Linked DNA regions of Homo sapiens: regions 2, 3, 4, 5, 6 and 7 are each linked to region 1. Evidence: chromatin loops called from intact Hi-C (ENCODE). Cell type or tissue: B cell. All regions are shown on one strand.

Region 1 (4,000 bases):
GAAAAGGAGCTGAACTCTATCTTGAAAATAATGGGAAGCCACAGGTGAGTTTTAAGCAACAAAGTGACACAGCCTGATTTCCAACTTTTGTACTATGAACAGTGCCTTAGTCTGTTCAGACTACTAAAATAAGATACCATAACCGGGTGACTTACAAACAACAGAAGTTTATTTCTCACAGTTTTGGAGGCTGGGAAGTCCAAGATCAAAACTCCAGCAGCATCAGTGTCTGGTGAGGGCCTGTTCCTCATAGAGGGCGCTTCTTGCTGTGTTCTCACATAGCAGAAGGGGCAAGGGGTCTCTCTCAGGCTCTTTCATAAGGGCACTAATCTCAATCGTGAGGGCTCTGCTCTCATGACCTAATCCTCCTAAACCTCCCAAAGACCACAATTCTTATACCATCACCTTGGGAGTTAAGATTTCAACACATGAATTTGGGGGAACATTAACATTCAGACCATAACAAACAAGGCGAGTTGGAAGACAACACTTTTTTTGTTTGTTTGTCTGTTTGTCTGAGACGGAGTCTTGCTCTGTCACCCAGCCTGGAGGGCAGTGGCATGATCTTGGCTGGCTGCAACCTCCACCTCCCAGGTTCAAGGATTCTCCTGCCTCAGCCTCCCAAGTAGCTACAGGAAAGTGCCACCACACCCAGCTAATTTTTTTTTTTAATTTTTTTTTTGAGACGGAGTTTCTCTTTCGTTGCCCAGGCTGGAGTGCAATGGCACACTTTCGGCTCACAGCAACCTCTGCCTCCCGGGTTCAAGCGATTCTCCTGCCTCAGCCTCCTGAGTAGCTGGGATTACAGGCACCCTCCACCATGCCTGGCTAATTTTGTATTTTTAGTAGAGACAGGGTTTCTCCATGTTGATCAGGCTGGTCTCCAACTCCTGACCTCAGGTGATCCGCCCGCCTCAGCCTCCCAAAACGCTGGGATTACAGGCGTGAGCTACCGCGCCCGGCCTAATTTTTGTATTTTTAGTAGAGACGGGGTTTTGCCATTTTGTTCAGGCTGGTCTTAAACTCCTGACCTCAGGTGATCCGCCCATCTCAACCTCCCAAAGTCCTGGGATTACAGGCGTGAGCCACTACACCCGGCCAGAAGACAATTTATTAATTAGCACTCCTTATGCCTTCCCCACCTCAGAAAAGAGAAGAATAAAGGAATATGATGTCTATGCCATGGCAATGTGGAGTAAAATTCATACCTTCAATGAAAAGCCCATCCTGGCTATAATGTGAAGGATGGATTTTGTTTTGTTTTGTTTTGTTTTTTGAGACGGAGTCTCGCTCTGTCATCCAGGCTGGAGTGCAGTGGTGCGATCTCAGCTCACTGCAACCTCCACCTCTCGGGTTCAAGCGATTCTCCTGCCTCAGCCTCCCAAGTAGCTAGGACTACAGGCGCATGCCACCACGATTTGAGTGTAATAGTAATCACAATAGACAGCCTGGTTCCTTGCTTACTCTGTGCCAGATCCTCTTCCAAGTGCTTCATAAATATCAACCCAATCAGCACAATAACCCAACAAGGTTAGAACTGTTACTACCTGATTTTACAGATTAGGGAAGTGAGACACAGGTTAAATAAATCTTTTAAGGTTTACACTAACTCACATTAAGTGCCAGAGCTAAGACTTTAACTCAAGAAACCCAACTGCAGAGTCCACACTCTTAACAACTTGGTTATGCGGCCCCTCGATAATGGTAGAATGACATTCAGTTATTACTCTGGACCCCAAATTTACTGTTCATCGCCTGCTCTTCAAAAATGGAGCTGGCCCTTTAAATATTTTTCTTTTGGTAGTTGGTGCAATGCTAGGCTCTGTCAGGAGGGGGAGCTAGAGACATTGGAGGAGGAAGAGGCCTTCCTTTCTGGTTGTGCTGGGCTCATCTTAACAGCACAGAGCTCACAGCTTCTCCAACATCACCCTCCCGCAGTGCAGGCAACTTTTCCAGAACAGGAATCCTGCAGAGGATGGTGGTCAGTAGCACTTGGCAACTAGCAGCTTCTCCTAGTGCCCCCACAAATAGGTGTGCCTCTAATCAGACACTGTTCCATGACAGCTTTCCCTGGCACCCAAGGGCAGACTTCTAGAACATTCTCCCAGACTTCTCTGCCATTGTGAGGCACAGCCATGCCCTTCCCAGCAACATCTGGATCTCAGCTGGGGATAGAGCCTGGGGGTGTTCTTTCTTAGTTCTAGGGGTGCTGGCTGCTCCTTATGTCCATTATTCCTATATTCTTTAAAGCTCTCCTGACTTCTTACCACTCCTTCATTACTCCAATCCCCTGTTCTAGTTAGTACTTATATTAATCTTCTCATATTCAAATTGTTATGTGGTTTCTGTCTCCCAAGTGGATCATGACTAATGCAGAAATCAAATTAAGAGGCTGGGCTTATGTCTGTGGCCCCAGAAATACAGGAGGCAGAGGCAGGAGTATCACTTGAGGCCAGGAGTTTGAGATCAGCCTGGGCAACACAGCAAGACCCGATCTCTACCAAAACAAAACAAAACAAATTAAGCGACTGCCTAGGCAATCAGGACAGACAGTGATACAGGCCTAAAGTAGGGCAGCAGCAGTCAGGATGAATAAGAGGACCTTGAGTCATATTTCTCAGGCAAAGCTGGCCAATTCTAACTCAGAACCATACAGGAAAGAAGATTCTAGGGAATGAGGTCCTTGTGGTATTGAGGCCAAGTTGACAACAACAGCAGATCACTTAATTTTGGGCTATTCCAAGCTGGAGGGGCCTATGGGACATCCAGATGACCATATTAAGAAGGTTGGCAATATTTAGCAGGAAAAGGTAAAAGAACTATAGCTGGAAGGAAGCAGAGAGGCCTACAACATGTGTGTGGAGTTGTCAGCTCACTGCATCGTGGCACCTCTTCCCCATGGGATGAGACCCCACTGGCATCTGTTGGGTGAAGATACAGTTCACTTTCCCGGACCTCATGTCCAGAGTCCTCTTCCACTGCCCATTCTCATACTGTATCCCCTGGACCCACCCTCTTACCCAGATTCCCCTTGTCCTATGCATTCCTCACCTCCTCTCATGCGAAGGTCCCACTTTCCTTCCCCAGCAAACCCCATATTCCTTATTTCTTGGACTGCTTTCTGCAACAACTGTAGCAGGTGCTTTACACAAAAAAGATGCTCCTTAAATGTCACTTCCTGCTTTGATAATTTAGAAACTCCTTCACAGAAGGGATGCAAAGAAGCCTCCATCCTGTGACTTTTTTAAAGGGCTCTCAGCCACAGGGTGACATCTTTCTTTGAAGGATTTTCAAATAGTAACAATAAAAATAATCATGGAAACCACAGCTGGATTTACTTCTGATCATGGTAAACTAGCTTGTATCAGACCAACCCTCCTGCTGACAGCAGTTTAAAAGCAATTGTTCTTTTTTCTTAAATGTGTTTGAATGCATCAGAGAGATATCAACATAGTCAGGACACGAGGGGCCAAGATGCTGAAGAGAAAAGTAGAGAGAGGAGATGAGCACCGAAGCCTTCTTATCCCCTTGAGGCACCTGCCGAGTCCTAAGCAGAGTCCAAGTAGCTGAAAAGTTGAGTAGAGCTTTCAGAAGTCTCACAGCGGCCAGGCGTGGGGGCTCACGCCTGTAATCCCAGCACTTTGGGAGGCCGAGACAGGTGGATCACAAGGTCAGGAGATCAAGACCATCCTGGCTAACACAGTGAAACCCCGTCTCTACTAAAAATACAAAAAATTAGCCGCGTGTGGTGGTGGGCGCCTGTAGTCCCAGCTACTGGGGAGGCTGAGGCAGGAGAATGGCGTGGACCTGGGAGGCGGAGCTTGCAGTGAGCCAAGATCATGCCACTGCACTCCAGCCTGGGAGACAGAGCGAGTCTCTGTCTCAAAAAAAAAAAAAAAAAAAAAAAATGTCTCACAGCTTGGGGTAACAAAAATTGGAGGTTTAGGACTCACCATGAAAGAGGAGTCCTGGTTTTATAAACACACACACACACGTTTTC
Region 2 (4,000 bases), 220 kb after region 1:
TTATTAATCCTTTCTTTTATTGAATTTGAGTCAGGTTACATGTTTCCTTATGCCCAGGGTATAGATGAACTTATCTATTTTTTCTCTTAATGCCTATAAATACATTTTTCCTTTAGACCTCTGATCTGTTTGGCATTTAGTCTTATAGAGGGCATGATTTATCTTTTTCTAAATAGCTACTCATTTATCCTACTACTGCATATTAAAAAGTCTGTCTTTGTCACAGTGATTTGTAGTGCCACCTTTATCATACACTAAAATGTTGTGTGTCCTTGGGCCTATTTCTAGTCTGTTTCACCGCCTGTCTGTCTACTCATGAGTCAGTGCTACACTGGTGTAATTACGGAGGATTTAGAGCAGGCTTTAGTGTCTGGTAGCTTCTCTAGTAGCTTTTCTGTATCAGGGTTTCTCATAGCCATTCGTGCATTTTATACTTTTAGATTTTAAAAATTGTTTTTATTTTTAAATAGCAAAAAGTTTTTTATTTTTCATTATATTTAAATAATAAAATTATTTTATGTTTTAAAATTGATTTATTTATTTTATTTATTTGGTTTTTTGAGATGGAGTCTTGCTCTGTCACCCAGGCTGGAGTGCAGTGGCGCAATCTCGGCTCACTACAGCCTCTGCCTCCCAGGTTCAAGCCATTCTCCTGCCTCAGCCTCCCAAGTAGCTGGGATTACAGGTGCCTACCACCATGCCCGGCTAATTTTTGTATTTTTGGTAGAGACGGGGTTTCACCATGTTGGCCAGGCTGGTCTCGAACACCTGATCTCAGGTGATCCACCCACCTCGGCCCCACAAGGTGCTGGGATTACAGGCATGAGCCACTGCGCCGGACCAATAGATTTATTTTTTTAGAGCAGCTTTAGGTTTACAGAAAAATTGAGTGGGAACTACAGAGTTCCCATTATACCTCCTCTGCCCCAACCCGTCCCCAACACATTTTCCCCTATTATTAACATTTCGTATTAGTGTACAAGGGGTACATTTGTTACAGTTGATGAGCAAATATGGATAATATTTTTATTAGTCCATACTTTATATAAGGGTTCACAGTTCATTGGATTTTGATCAATACATAATGTCATGTATCAAACATTATAGTGTAATACAGAAGAGTATCACCCCTCTAAAAATCCTCTGTGCTCTACTTCTCATCCTTCCCTGAGCCTCAGGCAACCACTGATCTTTACAGTGTCTCTATCAGTTTGCCTGTTTCAGAATATCACATAGTTGGAACCATGCAGTGTGTAGCCTTTTCAGACTGGCTTCCTCCCCTTAGCAGTATGCATTTAAGGCTTTTCCCTGTGCATTTTTATTTTTCCCCATGAATTTTTGCTGACTTTTCTAACAAAAGCTTGTTGATGTTTTTGTTGGGATAATGTTAAATACATAAGTGAGCTGAGAGAGAGCCGATGTCTGGATAATGCTGAACCCTTTCCAAGAAAAGGGGATATTTTATTTGTTGAGTAATTTTGAGTGTTTTAGAGTGTTTTAGAAGTGTGTGAAGTTTTCTTCATATAGGTGTTGTTAACATTTCTTGTTAAGTTTATTCCTTGGTAGTTTTTTCTCTTCTGTTGCTACTATAAATGAGGTTTCCCCTTCCTTCCATCTTATCTTCCAGCTGGTCACTGTTTGTGTCTGTGAAGGCTGTGGACTTGAGCTTGAGAACTTGATTCTTGCAGGTCTACAGAGCAGCTTGAAGCAGGTGGTAGACTGGATTCTGGTCCAGCTTTGCCCCAACTGCCCAGGAAGCCTTGGACCAGTGACACCCCTCCTCTACCTCTCACCCTAGTTTTCTTTCTTTCAGAATGAGGGGCTGGATTAAATGTACACCATTTCCCAGAGTGTGATTCCTGTAAAAACAAAACTGATTTGTGTTTTTACCTCTTTGTCTTCCCTTTGATTGTAAAAATCAAATGCTCCTTCCCTGCTGCAGCCTGTAGAGCTGGGCTGCATGTACCCAGCCTCCCTACATGCCCTGGCCTTGTCAAATGCAACCTTTACATAAATGGGAAATGTCTCCGGCCTGTCTGCAGGAACCAGAATGGGGAGGGGACTAGCTTGTTTGTATGCCTGCTCATCCATTTATTTAATTGTTTATTCATTCATTCATGGATTCCGTCAGGCATTTGTCAGGTGTTTCCCATGTGCCATTCAAGGGGGTGCAGCGCACTGACTTTGAACTCTCTGTCTGTAGTCTAGTACGATCTCAAACTGTGGGGAGTGAGTGCTGCACGGTGCCCTGGGCGAGGGGGATTAGTGATATCTGCCTTGGAGCTGGAGAAGGCTTCTTGGAGGAGGTGTCATTGGAGCCAAGACCTGGACGTTCAGTAGGTGTTATCCAGGTGAGGAATGAAGGGAAATACGTTTTGGGCAGAGGAACAATGGTCTGGTCTCCAAGGTCTGGAGTGGGGAAAGGGCTCCATCTGTTGAGTGAACTGAGAGATGGCAAGTATGGTTGGATCGGAAAAAAAGCAGTAGGGGAGGAAGGTGCGAGATTGGTTCGGATGCTAATGCCCCTCTCAGGGTAGGCAGAGGAGCTTGGAAGCTACTGGGGCATTTTAAAGGAGGGTGTGACGAGATCAGGTTTGCAGTTTAAATGAATCTGTCTTCTACATAAGGAAAGTATCGGGCAAGGTGGTGAAAGTAGAAGCAGGGAGGCCCCTTAGGAGGCTGTGGTAATGGTCCAGGTGAGAGACAAGGACAGCTGGGATCCGAGTGGAGTTAGTGAAGATGGAGGGTCCTTTTGGAAGGGAAAGTAAAATGCATTGGGCTTGATGATAGATCCAGTGGGTTTGGAATTTTAGGATTGAGCAATGAGATGAGGAGCCCCGGAGAAGGACCAGGCTTGGAGGAAAGGTCAGGGGTTTGATCTGGGGCTGTGTTTAGGCTTGTTCAGGATGGTGGCCATTAGTCACATGTGGCTAGTGAAGTGGAACTTGTGTGACTGGGGGAGTGAATTTTTAATTTTATTGTAATTTAAATGTAAATAATAGTTGTTGGACAGCCTAGTTATAGAACATTTCCATTATTGCAGGTCTGGGTCTCAGAATAGCAATTGGTTTGGCTTCAAATCCCACTCTGCTACTTGCTTGCTGGGTGTCCTTGGGCAAGTAGCTTCACCTCTCTGAGCCTCACTGCTGTCATCTATGAAACACGGACCCTTCCATGTCTCAGGCGGTGCCTATTAAGTTTAGAGCTAAACTGTACAAGGTAGCTGGCCTAAGCAAGGCACTTGGGGTTGGTAATTGTTATTCTTTCTGTGTTTGACCTCTGTAATTTCTCTGTTTACTTTGGAAGCCAGATTTTCCTTTGGGAAGAACTCAGGTTTGACCTTGACTCAGAGTACGACCTTGGGCAAGTTCTTTCCCCTTTCTGGCCTCAGTTTTGATTGATGGCTGGGTTAGAGCAGGCCTTCATTGAGGCTTCCTGTGTGGTGAATAGAGTAAGCAGGTACTAACAACGGATCTGCCAATGTCAGAAGAGAGAACCGGAAGGAAGCATAGACCATATTGGGAGTCAGTGTGCATTAGCCTTGCCGGGTCCATCCACAGCATTTCTGGTTAGGTTCTGCCTTGTGAGAGCTCTAAACCAGAGAGGGTTGGGTGAAGAGCTCACCCAGACCCAGCCCATACCCTGAGCTTGCTCCAGGAACTGTCTTAGCAATTACCTGCATCTTTTTATTTTCTTTTTCAAAATATGGACAAGCTTTACTGACTTTTGAACTGTTGGGAAAAACTAATGTCTCATTAAAACTGTATTGCTTACTTGTAATGAAAGAAAAAAAAACAGCCCATTAAAGTTTTACACCTGACATGGAAAACTATTAAAGATTCATAATTGCAATAAAACTCTTTAATAGAATTTGAATTTTCCTTGTGATAATGCTGTAGCCAACAGGGACCTCCCTTGAAGCCGCAAGATCCATTTTAACACAGGCTTGGGAGGGTGCTGAAGGCAACTCTGAAATCGGCTTCTTTCGGGCCCTTCCCAG
Region 3 (4,000 bases), 66 kb after region 1:
ATGTCAGATAGAATAACTCCTATACTAGGAGAAACACCAAGGAATTACTAAGATCAGTATCTTCGCCTTGCATGGAAAAAGAGGCTTCTGAGTCCCAACTATGTTGCTTCCCAGGGTATGGATAAATCATTTCTCTCTGAGCCTCATTTTTACTATCTGTAAAATAGGGATAGAAGCATCTTTCTCACCAGACGGGAAACTGGATACATAAAGTTAAATGAGACATAGTTTCTGTTCTCCAGAAGCTTAGTCTAGTGACTGAGCCATATAAACAAACAGGTTATTGCACGGCAGTGGCAGAAATCAGCACTTGGGAGGGACTCCAAGCCTAGTCCGGGGGACAAGCATGAGTCAGGAAAGGCTTCCCGGGAAGAAGTGTTTCCTAAATTGAGGTCTGATGGAAGACTAAGGGTCAGAGAACAAAGGGGAGGAGAATTGGAAAAGGCTTCTCACGTCAGAAGAAACAGCGTGTGCAAAAACCTGCAGGTGAAAGACATCATGCTGCTTCTGAGGGACCACAACGATTCAGTATAGCTGGAGGAAAGCACCAGGCCTGACCCACAAGAGCCTCCCCAACTTCATTAAGGAATTTGAGCTTTCTTCTGCAGGAACTAAACGTCTGACTACAAAGGCGGTAGGGAAATCATATCTGCACTTATTTATTTATTTTGTTCCTTACCAGCAGGAAGTCACATATTTGCATTTTAGAAGGATGACTGATTGCAGAGAGGAGAATGGATTGACTGGAGGGGACCAGAACGGGTTCTTCCACTCCCCAGTCTAGATTAAACTCACCTGTTAAATTCTTTAGCAACCTTACATTTCTCCACTCCAGCCCTCATCTCTCCTGCAATTAATTAACTGACCCAATACCTGCTTCCTTCACTGCGACACTGAATGCCACGTTAGGGGAGACAACTGATGCACTGGGCACTGCGCTTGCCACATATTAGACAGAAACACACACACACACACACACACACACACACTGCGCTTGCCACATGTTAGAAACACACACACACTGCGCTTGCCACATATCAGAAACACACACACGCACACACGCCAACGATTTAGACAACTACAGTACCTTTAGAGAAACTGGTGTCCTGGACTAAGACGCTGGTAGTAGACATGGGGGAAAAAGTGAAAGATACGCAAGCCTTGGCGACTGACTAAATGAGGGAGGGAGAAGAGGCAAGCAGGACTCCAGGTTTCTAGACCAAGCAACTGTGTGGATGCTGGCTCCCTTCACCGAGACTGACCACCCCAGAGCGGTTAAGTGGGAGAGAAGAAGAACAAAGAGCTCCGTTTGGAGAGCCCATTTCACATGCCTCCAGGCCCCAAGGACGGTAACCCATTATTGTTTCCACGCCCAATTTACCATCTCACATCGTGGCTTCCAGGCGATCCGCAAGCCTTCCAGAGCCTCAGCTCCTCAAAGCTTCGAAACACACAACCTTCCGCGACTATACGCACGCCCGCACCCCGCAGTTTTTCGGGCCTAATCTACCCACCACCTGAGGCCCAGCGGTCTTTCTTCGACTCGCGCCACGCCGGGCAGCCCCACCCTGAAACTCACTTTTGCGGGCCTCGGACACCTTCTCGGCTGCCCGCTTCTCGGCCTGCAGCAGCTGCTGAATCCCCTGAGACTGACTAGCCATGGCGGCAGCGATTCTGAGAGCAAGGCAAGCGGCCTAAGGCACCTCGAAGGCCCCTTGGGTCAGCTGACACAGCCGCCCACAATCTGCGCTTGCTCCTTGCGCCTGCGCTTCGCCCCCGTTGTCACGTGACCGCACAGCGTAGCATCAGCTGACCGCTCTTGAACTTCTGTGATTCGGCAGAAATGGGGCGGGGCGGGGCTGAGGAGAAAGGAGCGGAGCTCCTCGACTGCGCCTGTGCAGTCTACTGCGCAGTACTGCCCTCTACTCCTCTGTCCGCTCCCTGGCCTCTTTTAATGGCTACCCTGTCGCTGGTTCACTCTGTAGCCGCCCTGCCACGTATAGTGTCTGTTTGCAGTATGCTCAACGTCAAGAGAGGAGGGGCCAAGTCAAATCACTTTCCTCCTACTCTCCACACTGCTCTACTCACTCCCTTTCTGGGACTTTCTTTGGCACTCAAAATTTTATCGGGGTAGTTCAGGAAGATTCTTGCCAGTTCCGGGGATAGAGTCTTGGGTTGCCAGTTAGGAGACTCGGGATCAAGTCTGCCGCTAACCTGTGTGATTTTGGACAGGTCGCTATCCTTTTCTGAACCCGAGTTCAGGAATGGACTGGACTGTTTCCCATAAATATTTGATGAAAGCCTGCTGTGATCCTAGTCCACTGTTGATATTGAGGACATAGCAGAGAGCAGGGCAAACAAGGTCCCGGCGGAGCTCACAGTTTATGGACACAGACAGATTAATTAAAATAAATAGACAATTACAAACTGTGATAAAGTCATGAAGGAAAAATGCAGGGTGCCGTAAGAAGGAACCTTTAGTAAGGGGAGAGGAATATGGAGGTGTCTCTGAATGCTGTACCAAGGAAGTGGTGTTTAAGATCTGAAGGCCAGGCGCAGTGGCTCACGAGCCTGTAATCCCAGCACTTTGAGAGGCCGAGGCGGGTGGATCACTTCAGGTGAGGAGTTCGAGACCAGCCTGGCCGACGTGGTGAAACCCCGTCTTTACTAAAAATACAAAAATTAGCCGGGCGTGGTGGCGCGCGCCTGTAATCGCAGCTACTCAGTAGGCTGAGGCACGAGAATCGCTTGAACCCGGGAGGCGGAGGCTGCAGTGAGCCGAGATCGTGACGCTGCACTGCAGCCAGGGCGACAGAGCAAGACTGTCTCAAAAAAATTAAAATTAAAAAATTAAAATAGGCCAATCGCGGTGGCTCACGCCTATAATCCCAGCACTTTGGGAGGCTGAGGCCGGCGGATCACGAGATCAGGAATTTGAGACCAGCCTGACCAATGTGGTGAAACCTGGTCTCTACTAAAAATACAAAAATCCGGGCATGGTGGCGCGCGCCTGTAATCCCAGCTACTCAGGAGGCTGAGGTAGGAGAATCGCCTGAACCTGGGAGCTGAGGTTGCAGTGAGCCGAGATCGTGTCACTACACTCCAGCCTGGGTGACAGAGCAGACTCCATCTCAAAAATAAATAAGTAAATAAATAATAAAAATTCTCAAAAAATAAAATAAGATCTGAAGAATAAGAAGTTACCCAGGAAAGGATAGTGGGGGATGGAGGCGGTGGGAGATGATTAGGGGAAAAGGACCAGCGTGTGCGGAGTTGGGGAGGGGGTCAACTTGGCACGGAGACATCTCCCCATCCACCGTGAATAGGGAAATAGGAAGCCATGGTTTGAGTTTACAGTATGACGGGCCCTTGTCATCGCTTCACTCACTCCTCACATTAACTTTGATACTGTTACTAATTCCATTTTATATTGACCAAACTGAAGCTCAGAGAGTCGCAAAGTCTCTGAGCCAAAAGTCATGCCCCTATTAACACACAGACAGGGTATTTGAATCCAGTCAGGGCTGCAGAGTAAAACCTCTGAGCTACTGCTTTTCTGCCGGAATCCTCTGGGCTGAGGAAAGGACCAGGTGACCTCTTAGAGTCCACTGAGTGCTGAGAACATAAAATAATGCCAGAATTTTTCTTGATACAAAGATTCTTCACTCCAGGAGCTGGATTCATGGCTCAGGACATTTTCATTTGATTGACGTGGTGGGGTTGGAAAGAACAGAATTTCTATCCTTTTCTGATGTGAGAAACAGGACTGGAAAGAGTTTTGAAGATAAAACAGAATAGAGCACATGGGCCCACATGTCTCCTGCCTGAGTTACTATATTCCTTAAAGGATAAATTACACTAATCCTTGCCTCTTTTACACATAAGATAACATCTGACAGAGTTAGTGATTATACTTCTGCAAATGTACCTTATTTCTTTTTCTTTTTTCTTTTTTTTTTTTTCTTTAGATATTCTGTAGCCCAGGCTGGAGTGCAGTGGC
Region 4 (4,000 bases), 170 kb after region 1:
AAAGCACTTCATTAAAAAGGTAGAGGAATCAGAAGTGATCTTGGAAAGTGTGTGTGTGTGTGTGTGTGCACGCGTGTGTGCGTGTGTGTGTGTACGTGTGTGTGCGTGTGTGTGTGTGTGTATGTGTGTGTGGTGCCTTTGATAGGAACAGTATTTATATTGAAATTGAATTCTGAGCCCCCTAGCAACCAAGGCAAAAGGAGAAATTAATGGATTATTTCCATTCTACTAGAGAAATCATTGGTAACTTCAGGAGAGGTAAATTTCCTTATTGGTGTTCAATTCCAAGAAGAAAGCATCCTTTCATTTCTTCACTGTCTCTTTATGTGGAATCTCTTACCATCTCCTATGTTTTCTATTTATTGATACATCTCTGATCAAGCCACAACAATTTCTTGCCTTCCTGGTCAACTGAGAAGAGTGTAGATAATAAAATAATCATTTGCATAAGTAAGTATGTTGAGATATGTACTTTCAGGGACAGAGCATCACGTGCAAAGGCCTGAAGTGGAGAAGAGCTTGGAGTACTTGATCCTATAAGACAGCTCAGGTGGCAGGGCAGGAGATGAGGCTGGCCAGGCATCAGGACCAGGCGCACAGGCCCAAGATGCACTGTGGGGAGTTTTATAGCAGAAGCAATGGGGAGAGTTTGGGGCAGGGAAGGGTCAGAGTCCACGTATGTTTTATAAGGATTCTCTGGTTGCTCTGCAGTGACTGGGCTGAGAGAGGAGGCTGGGAAGCTGTTGCAGTTAGTGGTCCCTGTAAGAGGTAATTAACACAGATGAAAATGGTACAGATGGAAGGAGCTTGGAAGACAGAGTGCTAATTAGGGTTTTACTTTCTCATGACATTAAAATAAGCTACTGGGGCAGAGTCCGCATCACCAATTTCTGTCCTCCCTCAAAGCAGGGCTAAATGGGAAGGGACTTTCCAGTCCATGTGGCTGGACACAGCACCTGCTCGGGGTTCAAGACCCTAAGGGACTTTCTTTTGTTTACATCCTGTGAGGCCCATGTCCTTTTTAAAAACCCTCCCCTGTCTGTCTTGGGCCAAGGTGTAGGATTGGCCTGGTGTTTAAGGGGGTGTGAATCCCCTTAAACTGCTGGTGAGAGGGCAATGGAGAGAAGCGAGGAGAGAGGTATAAAAGCCCTGCCTTTTATCTTCTGTGACCGTGCATAGACACTTCACCACCTAGAATCGCTTTCCTCATCTGTGCAGTGGGAAGAATAAAATGTGGCATCATCGCTGTAATTTTGCTGTTACTAATGCTACCCACTATTTGCCAAGCACCTCCTGTGCGCCCTGCCCAGTGCAAGATGCTTTATGCACATTTTCTCATTGGCCCTCATTCAGTTTACATGACAGCTCCATGAGCATAGGCGTTATGGCCCCTTTTAATAGGTGGGAACACTGAGGCCAGAGAAGTTAAGTAACTTGTCTGAAGTCTCATAGCTAGGAAGGGGTTGAACACTGTTTGAGAATGGCTTTCTAGCAACTGTACCTTCCACTGGAAAACACTTTTGAGGGAGTTCGCACCCTAAGACACCACCAGGTTACCGTTTTCATTTTGGTGCTTTGCAGTGCTTTAGGGCCCAAGATTTAGCCCCCAGATGATTGGAAGATAGAGCCAAGATCTGCCTAAACTGGGAGCTTTTTGGAAACTGTGGAAGAAAGCACGAAGGAGTGTGGATCTCTCCACCAGAGTGAGCACTCCCTTGGGAGAAGGACATTGCGAGGCCTCCACCCAGCCCTGTCCACATTGTCAGGGGAATTCAGGTCCTCTGTAGGCCCAGATGGCATAGTGCTTCCCCCTGCAGGTAGATACAGGAACTACAAAAGGGATAAGGCATGCCCCAGGGGACACTGGCAAGGAAATGTGATTGTCTGTGAATAAAGACTCACTGCCTATGGCTTCAGGAATTCCATTTTTCTCTAGTTTAGGGAATTAGATGCATGAATGCCCCAAGATGGCACATACAAGGATGTTCATCGCAGGTGATGGTGCTAGCAAAAAATGAGAAACACCCTAAATGTCCATTGATAGGAGAATGAGAATTCGGTAGTGGTGAGTCCCTTCCAGGGAATGGGATGGAGTATTGGAAGAGATGAGCTTTATGTCATTGAACTGGTAAGAAAAGATCTTCAAAATACATTTTTAGTGGAAAAAAAGATGGAGCAGAAAATGTTCAGTTGTGAGTTGATTTATGTAATCAGATGATAAGCTTGTATATGTATATATACGTGTTTATAAAGTACAAGAGCAAGTCAGGAAGGGCAGACATCAACACATATCAGTCGTTACCATGGGTGGTGGGTTGAGACTTCCACTCTGGGTTCTGGGTACTGAGTTCTCTACAGTACCCAGAATTTCTTGTTAGACAAAAAAAAAAAAAAAATTTTTTTTTGGTATCTCTTACCTAGGTTCCAGGTGCTAAACCTTTTATATATATATTGACTAATTTAATAATCAGAACTACCCTGTGAGATAATACCTCTGTTATCTCTTTCACTCTCGCTCTCTTTTTTTTTTTTGGTATCTCTTACCTAGGTTCCAGGTGCTAAACACTATATATATTATATATATATATATATATATATATATATATATATATATATATATATATACACACACACACACACACAACACACACACACACTCTACACACACACACACACTCTACACACACACACACACACACTAATTTAATCATCAGAACTACCCTGTGAGATAATACCTATGTTATTTCTCTCTTTTTTTTTTTTTTTTTTTGCCTGGGAAGCTGGGGCACAGATTGGGTAAGTAACTTGCCCAAGGTTACTGTTGGCAGGTGGCAGAGCTAGGATGGAATTCCCACAGCCTACCTCCAGGGCTGTGGCTCTTAACCACACTTTCTTCACTTGTCTCTCCAAATTCCATGTGTATCTAATGTGTCTATGCTCACATTAAAGTGGAGAAGTGTGGACTGCCTGACTACTGATCTGAAAGAGCACTGCTCTGTGTCCTAATTTGAACAGATTCCTGAGGCTGTCTGGCATATAGAAAACTCATTGAATATCTTGTTCAACGATGAATGAATGGATGGTTGGCTAAACGAGTGAAAAGGAGCAGGGAGAGGTTCTAAAGGAAACAGAACATGTAATGTGCCTCAAGGAACTTGTCTTGTAGTCTTAAAGACAAGATCACGAATGTGACTCAGAGCCTGTGGTATAGACGGCAGCACAATCACAGAAGTGTGCTGGATGCTCTTGGAGGACAGAGTCAGCCACAATCTGGGAAGCTTTTCTGGAGGTCGTGGGAAAGGAGCTGAGTGTTGAAGGCAGCGCAGATACGAGGAAATGTGGATTAAAGAAGGATGTTTCTTAAAAAGAAGAAAGTTGGGGGACACGTGTTTGTGTCCATATAGATTCGAGGTTTAGAGAATTTCTGGGACCTCTGTTTGGGAGAAGGAACTGGCAGCCTCAGGAAGGGAATTAGCATGCATTTAGTACCTACCATGTGCTAGGTACTGTATACGCAGTTTACAGTTTCTTAAATCTTTTCAACAGTTGCTTTTAATTTTATTATTATTTTGAGACAGAATCTTGCGATGTTGCCCCAGCTGGAGTGCAGTGGCTCGATCATAGCTCACCGTAGTCTCGATCTTTTGGGCTCAAGCAAACCTCCCAACTCAGCCTCCTGAGTAGCTAGGACTGCAGGTGCACACCATTATGCCTGGATAATTTTAAATTTTAAAAAAAAAATTTTTTTTGTGGCGTCTCACCATGTTGTCCAGGCTACTCTTGAACTCCTGGCCTCAAGTAATCCTCCTGCCTCTGTCCCCCAAAGTGCTGGGGTTGCAGGCCTGAGCTGCTGTGCCCAGGCAACAATTGATATTTATATACTTATTTATTTAGAGACGGAGTCTCGCTCTGTAGCTCAGGCTGTAGTGCAGTGGTGCAATCTTGGCTCATGGTAACCTCCGCCTCCTGGGGTCAAGCAATTCTTCTGCCTCAGCCTCCT
Region 5 (4,000 bases), 120 kb after region 1:
TATTTAGTTTTTTTCAAGCCTCAAAACATCAGTTGCTTCATCTGAAAAAAAAATGTAGGGGAAGGGTGTAAAAACACGGAGCTTACTGAGTCGTTGTAAAGAGATGAGAGAGAAGAAAGGGCTCTGAAACTGTTAAGTGCTGCCTGCATGCTGGTCTATTAGTCTCCATTCGAAGTGCCTATTTCTTTAAAACAGGCAGGGGCTGCATTCCAAGTGCCCAGCAAGCTCTTGCTTTCACAAAGATGCATTGGCAATTACTGAGAGTCCTGTTCTCTTCTAGGCATTTACAAATTGATTTGTTCCCATGTCATCAGGTATAGAAGGTAAGCAGCTGAGTAATAATGCATGGGTGAGGATAGGGAGTCCAGAATGGGCTTTATTTCTGGAGGAAGAGGTGTGGAGTGAGGAGGAGGTAGCCAGACCCCCTTGGGAGAGCAGAGGCTGTGTGCATGGTGTCCAAAGCATTCAAATAAACAGCAAAATCTTGGTGCATGTGACAGAAAGAACACTGGATTTGGAGTAAAAGAGACATGGCTATAAATTTCAGCTCTGTCACTTAATAGTGACATTGGAGAGGTCACATCATCCCTTGGATTCTCACTCTTTCATCTATAAAATGGGAATGATAATATGTACCTTGCATAAATAAAGTAGTGCTTGAGTGTTTAGCATGTGGAGGCAGACTGCTATTTATTAGATATATGACCTTGGAGAACCTGTTTTGTTTGTCTGTTTTTGAAACTTTTTTTTTCAGGGTCTCACTCTGTCACCCAGGCTGAAGGGTAGTGGCACAATCCTAGCTCACTGCAGCCTCAAACTCCTGGGCTCAAGCAATCTTCCTACCTCAGCCTCCAAATAGCTATAGATATGCACCACCATGCCTAGCTAATTTCTTTAAAAAATGTTGTAGACATCGGGACTCATTATGTTGCCCAGGCTGGTCTTGAACCCCTGGGCTCAAGCAATCCTTATTTATTTAGAGATGGTGTCTCATTCTGTCGCCCAGTCTGGAGTGCAGTGGTGCAATCTCATCTCGCTGCAACCTCTGCCTCCTGGGTTCCAGCGAGTCTCCTGCCTCAGCCTCCCAGGTAGCTGGGATTACAGGCATGTGTCACCACGCCCAGCTAATTTTTGTATTTTTAGTAGAGACAGGGTTTCACCATGTTGGCCAGGCTGGTCTCGAACTCCTGACCTCAGGTGATCTGCCCACCTTGGCCTCCCAAAGTGTTAGGATTACAGATGTGAGCCACTGCGCCCGGCATCTGGGGCCTTTTTTATAAGGACATTGATCCTATTTGTGAGGGTAGAGCCCTCATGATCTAGTCACATCCCAAAGGCCTCACCTCCTCATATCACTCATTGGTAAATCAGTTTTCAAAGTAGGAATTTTGCAGGGGCACACAACGTTCAGACCATAGCAATATGGTCAGCGTCTTCTTTAATATTGTGCTGCTGAAACACAATACCTGAGACTGGGTAATTTATTAAGAACAGAACTTTAATTTCTCACAGTTCTGGAAGCTGAGGAGTCCAAGATCAAGATGCCAGCAGGTTCACTTGTCAGGTGAGGGCTACACCCTCTGGAGGAGTGGAACGCTATGTCCTCACGTGGCAGAAAGCAGAAGCGCAAGTGAGCTGAACACTACAGGAAGCCTCTTTGATAAGAGTCATAATCCCATCTACAAGGGAGGAGCTCACGGCCTAATCACTTCTCAGTGGCGCCACCTCCTAATACTACCACACTGGGCATTAGGTTTTCACACCTGAGTTTTGGAGAGGACACATTCAAACCATAGCAATCAGGATTTTAAATCTTAGACATTGTAGTAGGAGTGTAGTGGTGTCTCATTTTAGTTTTAATTTGCATTTGCTTAATAGCTGATGAGGTTGAGTAGATTTTCATGTTCACATTTGCCATCTGTATTTCTTCTTTAGTGAAGCAGTTGTTCAAATCCTTCATTCATTTTAAACATTTGAGTTTTAATTTTCTTTTTGAGTGTTCTTTATGTATTCTGACTGTAGGTCCTTTATCAGATATGTGATTTGCAAATATTTTCTCCCAGTCTGTGGCATATCTTTTTATGCTTTAAGAATGTCTTTCAACAAGCAGAAATTCTAACTTTTCGTGAACACCAATTTATCATTTTTTAAAAGAATCGTGCATTTGGTATTACAGTTAAGAAATCTTTTCCTGCCTAAGATAAGTGCATTAATTTCTTAGGGTTCTCTGTAACAAAGAACCATAAATCAGGTGGCTTAAAACAATAGAAATTAATTCTCTCATGGTTCTGGAGGCTCTAACGGAGAAACTGCTCCATAACTCTCCCCTAGCTCCTGGTGGTTATCTGCAATCCTTGGCATTTCTTGGCTTATACACCCGTTACTCCAATCTCTGCCTCTATATTCACATGGCATTCTCCCTGTGTGTCTTGTGTCTCTTCTTATATGGACATCAGCCATATTGGATTAAGCACCCACTCTACTCCAGTATGATTTCATCTTAATTTAACTAATTACATCTGCAATGGCCCAATATCAAATAAAGTCACATTCTGAAGTTCTGAGAAGAACATGATTTTGGGGAGTACACTACTCAATCCAATACAATAAGAAACAAAAATTTTCTCCCATGTTTTCTTCCAAAAATTATGTAGTTTTAGGTTTTATATTTAGGTCTATAGTTCACTTTGAGTTAATTTTGGTATACTGTATGAGGTATGGATTGAAGTTCATCACTTTTCATATATATATATTTGTTCCAGGAACATTTGCTGAAAAGATGACCCTTTCTCTACCAAATTGCCTCCGCACTTTTGTCAAAAATCAATTAACTGTATATAGGTGCCAGTTTCTGTGCTTTCTGTTTCATTGATTTGTCTGTCTTTATATCAGTGTCACTCTGTTTTGATTACTATAGCTTTGTAAATGTTGAAGTCAGGTAGTGTAAGTTCTCTAACTTTGTTCTTCATTTAAAAAGTTGTTTTGCTATTCTTGGTGCTTTGTATTTCTATATGAATTTTAGAGTAAGCCTGTCAATTTGTAAATTTAAAAAAATAAGAGATTTTTTACTGGGGTTGAATTGAACCTGCAGATCAATTTTGGCGAAAATTGGCATGTTAATATGGAGTCTTCTGATCCATGAACATAGTACAGCTTTCTTTTTTTTAAGTCTTTAGTTTCTCTTGGCAATGCTTACATTGTATGAATCTTACATATTTTTTAATCAGGTTTGTCTTTATTTCATATTTTATGATATTGTAACAGTAATTTTAAAAATTCAATTTCTTGAGCTGGGTGCAGTGGTTCACACATACAATCTCAGCACTTTGAGAGGCCAAGGTGGACAAGTCACTTGAGTCTAGGAGATCAAGACTAGCCTGGATAACATGGAGAAACCCTGTCTCTACAAAAAAAAAAAAAAAAAAAAAAAAAAAAAAAAAATCAGTTTCTCACAGTTGATTGCTAATATGTAGAAATACCATTGACTTTTGTATATTGATCTTGTATTCTGCAACCTTGGTAAACTCATTAGTTCTATAGCTTTTTGGTAGAAAAAAACTTTTTTAGTTAAAAATCCGTGGAATTTTCTACTTAAACAATCATGATGTTTGTCAGTAAAGACAGTTTTAATTCTCCCTTTCCAATCTGACCCCCTATTATTTTTAGCCTTATTGCACTGGCTAGAACAATGTTGGGTAGAAGTGAAGAGACTTACTTGTCTTATTTGTAGTATTATCAGAAAAAAATGTTTCCTTCCTTCCTTCCTTCCTTCCTTCCTTCCTTCCTTTTCTTCCCTTTCCTTCCTTCCTTCCCCCCTCCTTCCCTCCTTTCTCTCCTTCCTTCCTTCCTTTCTTGCTTTCTTGCCTTCTTTTGACCCACTTTGTTGTCCATACTGAAGTGCAGTGGCTCAATCATGCCTTACTGGAGCCTAGAACTCTTGGGCTCAAGCAATTCACCCCTCTGAGTGGCTGGGATTACAGGTGTGCATCATCACACCCAG
Region 6 (4,000 bases), 310 kb after region 1:
CATATAGTCACTCAACAAAGCCAACACTCATATAGGCACTCAACAAACCCATGTACCAAGGAGAGTGCTCGGCCCTGGGACCCAGCAGTGAAGGGGACTAGCAAGAGGGCCCTGCCCTCTGGGAGCTTATAACTTTGTGGAGACTGAGAATCCTAACCATCTTCCATTTTCCTTATGGGTTTTCTCCGCAAGTAAGTGATGAGCACTGGGTTTTTTTTAATAGACTTTATTTTTTAGGACAGTTTTAGATTTATAGGGAAATTGAGCAGATAGTCCAGAGAGATTCCCACAATCCTCCTCACTCCTGCACAAACAGTTTCCCCTATTATTAATATCTTACAATAATGTGGCACATTGGCCACGTTAGTGAAGCAATATCCATACATTATTGGTAACTGAAGTTCGTAGTTCCTTCAGGCCGTTTTCCTCCAAAGTCCTGTCTCTGTTCCAGGATCCCATCCACGATCCCATGTGGTATGCGATTGCCATGCCTCCTTACGCCCCCTCGGCTGTGACAGATCCTCAGACCTTCCTTGTTTTTGATGACCTGGACATCTCTGGGGAGTCCTGGTCGGGAATATTGTAGGACTTTTTGCACAGATTCTGGACGTAACATCAGTCAAGCCAGGAGAGGCAGGGCAGCCGAGACAGAAGTGGCTTGGGTTTGGAGTTGGCCAGAGCTACCGTGGAGTCCCATCTGCCCCCTAGTAGCACTGTGGCCTTGGCAAACTAACTTCCTCTCAGAGCCTCCACTTCCCCATCTGTTAAATGGAGGAAGAGTCTCAACCACGTACTTAATCCTGTGCGTGAGGATTAAGTGTGGCACGTGGCAGGAACCAAATGAGAAGTGTGTGGAGTTTGTGGTGCCATTTGGTCACGTGCTCATTGCTGAGCAAACAGTAGCTTCGCCATCACAGAGAATGTTGCTATTGCTCAGTGTTGTCACTAGTAGGAAGAAGAAGGAGTAAAAGTGGGTTCAACATGATAGGATTGTGCAGGGACAAAAGCCCAGTCCCCAGAAGTAGGAAACCTGTCTTCTTGTCTCAGCTGTCAGCAGCTACTTCTCTGCCTGCTTCCCCTGCTGTGAAATGAGTCGATTGGGACTGGATGTCTTCAGTGGCTGTGTTGCCAGAAGCCTGGGTGTGTAGGCAGTGAGGGCCTGCGTCACTGTGAGGGCTGGTGCTTGGTGGAGCAGGGACCCAAGGCGCCATCCAGCCCTGGTCCTCTATTCGGGGACCAGGCCTATAAATGTGCTTTTAAAAATTTTTTATGTATATGTGTTTTCTGAGACAGGGTCTGGCTTTGTCGCCCAGGCTGGAGTGCAGTGGCGCCATCTTGGCTCACTGCAACCCCCATCTCCAAGATTCAAGCTATTCTCATGCCTCCTCCTCTCAAGTAGCTGGGAATACAATAGTGTGCCACCACACCCGGCTAATTTTTTTGGTATTTTTGGTAGAGATGGGTTTCGCCATGTTGGCCAGGCTGGTCTTGACCTCCTGGCCTCAGGTGATCTGCCCGCATTGGCCTCCCAAAGCACTGGCATTACAAGGTGTAGCCACCGCGCCCGGTATGTAAATTTGCTTTCTTGCTGCCCTCTCAGCTGAGTCTAAGCAAGTCGCTAAGGAATCTTCCACTCCAGCAGAGATGAGAACCAATGCTGCATGCTCAGACCTCCAGCAGACACGGGGGAAAGCGCCTGCCAGTGTTCCAACTCATTGATCGGGAAAGGTTTTGCCCAGAATTTGGTGACCCCACGGTAGCCATGGAGTCTTTACTTCTCCTGAGGCCCCATTTCACATTCTTCCAGGCTCAGGCCTGTGGGCAGAACTCACCAGGTTGCTGTTTCCAACTCAGGATGGGCGGGTTATACCTATGCCTCAGTTTCCTTCTCTGCGAAATGGGTTGTGCTGAGGATTGAATGAATTAATGCATGGAAAGCCCATAGTACATAGAAGTTGCCAATAATGATGGTGCTTCTAATGCTGCTAGAATTTGCGCTGGTGACACCCTGAAATTTCTCCAGCTGCTGGTCAGCAGGACTGAACGGGCCCAGTGGTTGAGACCAGTGTAGTTTGGAAAGCGGAGTGGGCCTGTGCTGCCCCCTGCTGGGCAGCCGTCCCATAGCCCCTGCAGCCGAGACTTTCCAGCCCAGAGGGACTTTTTCAGTGTTGGCCCTAGGGAGAGTTTTGGGTAACTTTCAGGCCAAGTTGGTCATCAAATTAACAGAAGGTGGGGGTGTATGAAAACCCAGCCCAGACAGTCCCTACTTTTACAATGGTTCGATTTATGATTTTTCGACTTTACAGCGGGTTTATAGGGGCATAACCCCATCGTAATTTGAGGAGCCTCTGTAGTTACTTACACCAGACGGTCCCTAGAGGAGGGAGTGCAGGCTGCTGTTTTGGGGATGCAAGAAGCCCGTTCATACAGTTCAGATTATTTTATCAGCATCTGCTGCTTGCCAATTAGCACACATTAGATATGTGGGGAGAGTCGGGCCCAGGTGTGAACCCATGGCTGCCCCTTCCAGCTGTCTGACTCTGGGTCTTAGGAGCTCACGTTTATGGAGCACTTACCGGAGCCAGGCAGTGCCAGCTTTTTACCTGAATTTTCCATCAGCTCTAAGCTGAGAGGTTGCTAACTGTGGTCGTTTTAGGTGGGAAAACAGAGGCCTTGCAAAGTGACTTAGCTTGTCCAGAGTCCCATGAGTAGCCCAGCAGAATGACTGGGATTTGGGGCAGGGCTCCAGGGCCTGAGCTGCTAAGGCTGGTGCATTCTACTGCCTCCTGAATCACTTAGCTTCTCTGAGCTCCGCTTTGCTCATCTGTAAAATAAAGATAAAGGCACCAACTGGTACATGGGTACCAAAGATGAGGATGCCAGCCCTGGGCTAGGCACTGGGTTTAACTGTTGGAGGAACTGTCAGACTGTTTTCCACAGTGGCTCCACCATTTACATTCCCACCAGCAGTGCTGAGGATTCCAGTTTCTCCACATTCTTGTCAACACTTGTTGCTATCTGTCCTTTTTGATGTTAGAGGGTGTGCAGTGGTTTCACTTTGCATTTCCTGATGGCTAAGGATATGCATCTTTTCATGTACGTATTGTCCATTTGAATAGCTCCTTTGGAGAAATGTCTGTTTGGATCATCTGTTTCTACACACTGTATAACAATGCAAGTTAGACAGCAGGGGCTCAGGAATAAAGCCAGAGTTTACAGTGTGCCAAGCAAGATGCCAATGAATGACTCTGCTGCGTCCTCCTAAACTTATTCCTGATTTAGGTCCATGCTTCTTTATCTCCCTCCTCCACCACACACACCCTTTATTTAACAGTGCTGAGGCCACACCCCCTCTTGCCCACTGCTGGTTTCCTTGAACCCTAAACTTAGTGGCCCTGATGGATGCCATTGTCACCTCTTAGGGAAATCCGTGCTTCATCTCAATGGGCTTGTCAGCCCATTCCCACAGCACTTTAAAACAACACCTCACATTCCTATAGGACTGGGCTAGGAAGGATGCTCTTCTACCCACTTCCCAGGACATGGGGCCAGACCCTCCCACTCCTGCAGAATCCCTATTATTATTATTATTACTATTATTAATTATTAATTATTGCCTTTCTCCAGCACCCCTTGCTTGGCAAATGGAACCCCCAGATATTCTTCCATGAGGGGGTTTTGCTATCAAGCCTAGGGTGATCCTGGCCTCCCCAAGATCCGGCTCCAAGAAGATTGCAGGAGTCCATGTTTTCTTGTCCCACTGTAACCCCAGAGCCTGGCACGCTGGCTGGCATGTACTAGATGGGCAGTAAATCAGATGAACAGGTAGATTGAACTTCCTGTCCTTGAACACCTGTTCTGGGTCAGGCACTCATGTTGTTATCTTCCTTCATCTTTCTAAGAAATCCCTGGATGTGTGCCCATTATTCCCATTTTAGAGGTAAAGAAACTGAGACCCAGAGAGTAGGAGCCACTGGCCCAGCTGGGATTTAGAAGGGGG
Region 7 (4,000 bases), 61 kb after region 1:
TGTGCTTTACAGTGCAATACCAGTACCATCTCTATAATCAACTACAGCACAGAATGTAAGAATATGAGGGCACATGTCATTGGGACCTCCTAGGCCTGTGCCACGAAAAAGAAAAAAGAATGTAAAAATATGAAGATGGGCCAGGCGTGGTGGCTCACGCCTGTAATCCCAGCATTTTGGGAGGCCAAGGTAGGCAGATCACAAGGTCAGGAGTTCAAGACCAGCCTGGCCAACACAGTGAAACCCCCGTCTCTTCTAAAAATACAAAAATTAGCCGGGCATGGTGGCGCACACCTGCAGTCTCAGCTACTTGGGAGGCTGAGGCAGGAGAATCATTTGAACCTGGGAGGTGGAGGTCGTAGTGAACTGAGATGACGCCACTGCGCTCCAGCCTGGGTGACAGAGCAAGACTACATCTCGGACAGGAAAAAAAAAAAAAAAGGGGCGGGGGGCGCTGGGCGCGGTGGCTCACACCTGTCATCCTAGCACTCTGGGAGGCCGGGGCAGGCAGATCACCTGCGGTCGGGAGTTCAAGACAAGCCTGACCAACAAGGAGAAACCCCATCTCTACTAAAAATACAAATTTAGCCGGATGTGGTGGCGCATGCCTGCAATTTCAGCTACTCGGGAGGTTGAGGTGGAAGAATCGCTAGAACCTGGGAGGCAGAGGTTGCAGTGAGCCGAGATCATGCCATTGCACTCCAGCCTGGGCAACAAGAGCAAAACTCCCCGTCTCAGAAAAAAAAAAAAAAAAATGAAGATGATGGCTGCCCTGACACAAGGGTATTTCTACATTGTTTTATGAGCAGCCTGACAACTTACAGCACCTATCAGCCCCAGTTCAAGAATCAAAGAAACATGTTAAGTTTTATTTGTATTTGTCTTATTTTTTTGTAGAGACAGGGTCTTGGTTTATTGCCCAGGCTGGTTTTGAACTTGTGGCTTCAAGCAATCCTCCCACCTCAGCCTCCCAAAGTATTGGGATTACAGGTGTGAGTCACTATGCCCAGCCACGTTTTAATGGCACTGTAATTGCCAAGAACAAAGATGATCCAGCACTTTGGGAGGTTGAGATGTGAGGATCACTTGAGGCCAGGAGTTCGAGACCAGCCAAGGCAACACAGCAAGACCCTATCTCTACAAAAACAAAAAAAAAATTAGCTGAGCATGATGGATCATGCCTACAGTCCTAGCTACTCAGAAGGCTGGGCAGGGGAGGATCGCTTAAGCCTAGAAGCTCCAGGTCACCGTGAGCTATGATCACACCACTGCACTAAAGCCTGAATGATAGAGTGTGACTCTGTCTCTTAAAAAGAAAAAATAAAAAATTGATCAAAATTTTTGCTACTTAATGCAAGGAGGGAGGTATGTGCCTTTACTCACTGGACTTGGGCCTGGAAGTGTGTATGCTGGAACTACTAGAGGCCACAGTGTAGAACTTGAGAATGATACAAAGCCAAACACAGAGGTGAGAGAAAGTCCTGAGCATATTATTTAAGCTCTTGGGTTTTTAATTATATAGGCCAATACATCCCATTTAGAATCAGTTTTAATTATATTTTGTTACCTGCACCCAAGAGTCCTGATAGTTTCTTTTCTCTGTGAGGCCCTTATCCATCCTTTCCCCTTTCCACAATTGTCCCTGCCTCCTCTATGCTTTCTGTGATCTGTTTTTGTACTATTATTGTATGCACCATAGTATAGCCTACATCACTGGTAAATGTCTGTACTATATACAATATACTAAAGTGGGGCTCCATTTGATTTATGTTTATGACCGTCACAGCATTTTTCAGTAGTAGCTCTGCATGATTTGCACTGTATTACTGAGTCTCCCTGACCACTGGATGGTAAGCTACACTCCATGAGGGAAGGGACCATGTCTATTCCTGGTCACAACTGATCCCTAGCATCTAGCACAGTACCTGGCGCATGTTAACTGCTTAACAGATACGTGTTAAATGAGTGAATAAATGAAAATTAGAAATCAATATGAATGGAAAAACTGATCATCCTAAAAGACAGATGCCTGAGCAGCCAATAAAACACACAGCTACCACATTTTCAAACTTCGACCAGGATCTCTGAGCTATGCTGGATATTCTGAAAGCCTTGGCGGGACAGGGGATCAGAAACTAAAGCAGTAACAAAAACAAATGGTGCCCCACCGCAGCTTCCTTGGCCTTGAATTCTTTCTCCCTCTGCAGGCGGTACTGTTCAATTTCAGCCTGAGCTTCTTCTTTGGCCTGCTTCAGCCTCCGGTTCTTTCCTGTTTTCAAAGGAGAGAGCTATATCAGGAAGTGGTTAAAAGTAGAAAAGCAAGCAGAGACAAGATGGTATATTATAACAATAAGCCAAGAATAAATTATGACACAGTCCGAAGAGATGTGCATGGGAAAGAGGGAATTCAGAGCTAACAAACAGTACAGGTTCCTCCCTCCTATAGGCTGTACTTAACTAGGAAGTGACAAGACAAAAATGAATACCTTCTGTAACTACAGCCCATTAAAAAGATGGAAAAAAATTGTAGAATGTGTCAGAATATTCTCTCAATCTCAACTATTAAGAACCAACATAAAATGAGTAACATTAACCATCTAGGGAACTCTTCTCCAGAAGTAAACACCTTAAGTATGCTGCTGATTAAAGGTGCAACCCTACTCAGATGCTTAGCAAGAAGGCTAATAAGCTCGCAAGGGACAGCAACATATAATGTAACTAATGAACCAACTATATAATGTAACACTGGAAACTAAAAGCAGTCCCTGTCACAAGGAAGTAAGGACAGTGGTGACTGAGAAGGAATGCTGAATGAGGAGTACTGGACAGTAAGACTGCACAAGTGGCTGAGAGAAGAGGAGACACAGGTATTTTGGTTTCTAGAAGTGAGTGGCTTAACATACAGCTGGAAAAAATCTCTAGGTTTGGTCAGAGTCTACATGAAAACAGACCACAAGGACAGCCAACATATAATCTCTGCTTTGAGTCTCCGCTCACCAATAAAAAAAAAAAAAGAGAGGTTCTAGACCATCAACCTATTTATTTGAGAGCAAAAGACATCCTGCATCTAAAATTAAGCTTTGTTATACAACACTGTACATCATTGTATACCAACTGTCTAGAGTCCACGCGAATGAGTGAAAATGAACTTAACCTTCCACATCCTGATTCAGAACAGAACTTTGGACCTGTAATGAAATGACCCCATGACATCAACATTCCCTGATGCTAGTCTGAAACAATTAACAGGTCTCTCTCTCAAAACTCCAAGAACTATTTCTGCAAGTCCACATTCACTCCAGTATTATTTCTGGCCTACTACTGTCTGCTTCGGCCACCTGTACCCCAATCCTTCACATGCTATCTTCCCATCAGCTATAATGGGCTGTATTTCAAAGCTAAAGATACTTTCGAAACCAACAATCTATAAATAACACTCATGGCCTGAACATTATGCAGTAGCTCCGCATGATTTCACAAGACATCACCTCCCAACTCCCATGGCTCCCTGCATTTATAACTCAGGATAATACCATTTACTGCCTTTGGCAAACATCTTCAACATTCAATTTTGACAGGGGCCTCTAAAAATCAAAAATATTTAAACAGAAAATCGTATTTCTCTTAAATCTTGTTCTTCTTGGGCCTTACATATGGGAGCCAGTGTTTTGTTTCACTCCAATGAAATATGCCATTAACACAAACTTTTTTAAAATTTTAAGGTCCACGCCGGGCGCGCTGGCTCACGCCTGTAATCCCAGCACTTTGAGAGGCCAAGGTGAGCAGATCACAAGGTCAGGAGTTCGAGACCAACCTGGCCACTATGGTGAAACCCTGTCTCTACTAAAAACACAAAAACTAGCCGGGCATGGTGGCAGGCACCTGTAGTCCCAGCTACTCGGGCGGCTGAGGCAGAAGAATCGCTTGAACCTGGGAGGCAGAGATTGTAGTGAGCCGAGATCACGCCACTGCCCTCCTGCCTGGGGGCGACAGAGCGAGA

Evidence for each region. A loop is a pair of places that touch in the nucleus more often than their neighbours do. Peaks named below come from ENCODE experiments on the same cell type or tissue, not always from the same donor. Only the 100,000 strongest peaks of a DNase experiment are listed, where the experiment ranks them.
Region 2: a loop joins it to region 1, with 19 times the contacts of the local background. A loop is called at or near these places in 48 of 110 quality-filtered maps.
Region 3: a loop joins it to region 1, with 8 times the contacts of the local background. A loop is called at or near these places in 29 of 110 quality-filtered maps.
Region 4: it touches region 1 in a loop (28-fold over the local background); 77 of 110 quality-filtered maps call a loop at or near these places.
Region 5: a loop joins it to region 1, with 15 times the contacts of the local background. A loop is called at or near these places in 15 of 110 quality-filtered maps.
Region 6: it touches region 1 in a loop (22-fold over the local background); 30 of 110 quality-filtered maps call a loop at or near these places.
Region 7: a loop joins it to region 1, with 13 times the contacts of the local background. A loop is called at or near these places in 29 of 110 quality-filtered maps.

What each region holds. Positions count from the first base shown.
Region 1 is chr9:114,651,542-114,655,541 of GRCh38, reverse strand. No RefSeq gene overlaps it. Among named protein-coding and RNA genes, the nearest start is that of TEX53, 4.3 kb to the left of the region's middle. RefSeq lists enhancers at 1,729-1,808, 1,819-1,868, 1,696-2,202. In B cell, CTCF peaks have their summits at 1,619 and 1,821 (motif pointing right); a DNase peak (open chromatin) is centred at 1,831; H3K27ac peaks cover 1,843 bases.
Region 2 is chr9:114,433,389-114,437,388 of GRCh38, reverse strand. All of the region lies in intron 3 of WHRN (whirlin), which reads left to right. Among named protein-coding and RNA genes, the nearest start is that of AKNA, 47 kb to the right of the region's middle. RefSeq lists enhancers at 2,376-2,495, 2,061-2,560. In B cell, CTCF peaks have their summits at 2,243 and 2,442; a DNase peak (open chromatin) is centred at 2,428.
Region 3 is chr9:114,585,500-114,589,499 of GRCh38, reverse strand. It overlaps ATP6V1G1 (ATPase H+ transporting V1 subunit G1), which reads right to left and starts at 1,731. Exons shown (of 3, transcript NM_004888.4): 1 at 1,580-1,731. The coding sequence starts at 1,661. RefSeq lists enhancers at 1,296-1,805, 1,916-1,995, 1,634-2,452, 2,453-3,272. In B cell, no CTCF peak of the experiment used is centred here; DNase peaks (open chromatin) are centred at 419, 1,019 and 1,789; H3K4me3 peaks cover 2,470 bases; H3K27ac peaks cover 2,495 bases.
Region 4 is chr9:114,485,585-114,489,584 of GRCh38, reverse strand. The region is part of intron 1 of WHRN (whirlin); the gene reads left to right. Among named protein-coding and RNA genes, the nearest start is that of WHRN, 18 kb to the left of the region's middle. RefSeq lists an enhancer at 833-892. In B cell, CTCF peaks have their summits at 1,599 and 1,801 (motif pointing left); a DNase peak (open chromatin) is centred at 1,804.
Region 5 is chr9:114,536,079-114,540,078 of GRCh38, reverse strand. No RefSeq gene overlaps it. Among named protein-coding and RNA genes, the nearest start is that of WHRN, 33 kb to the right of the region's middle. In B cell, CTCF peaks have their summits at 1,431 and 1,634; a DNase peak (open chromatin) is centred at 1,638; H3K27ac peaks cover 419 bases.
Region 6 is chr9:114,337,385-114,341,384 of GRCh38, reverse strand. All of the region lies in intron 21 of AKNA (AT-hook transcription factor), which reads left to right. Among named protein-coding and RNA genes, the nearest start is that of ORM2, 9.5 kb to the right of the region's middle. In B cell, a CTCF peak has its summit at 2,080 (motif pointing left); DNase peaks (open chromatin) are centred at 844 and 2,104; H3K27ac peaks cover 2,117 bases.
Region 7 is chr9:114,590,821-114,594,820 of GRCh38, reverse strand. ATP6V1G1 (ATPase H+ transporting V1 subunit G1) reads right to left here. Exons shown (of 3, transcript NM_004888.4): 2 at 2,169-2,269. Among named protein-coding and RNA genes, the nearest start is that of ATP6V1G1, 5.1 kb to the right of the region's middle. In B cell, CTCF peaks have their summits at 2,017 and 2,216 (motif pointing left); DNase peaks (open chromatin) are centred at 2,210 and 3,367; H3K4me3 peaks cover 2,194 bases; H3K27ac peaks cover 4,000 bases.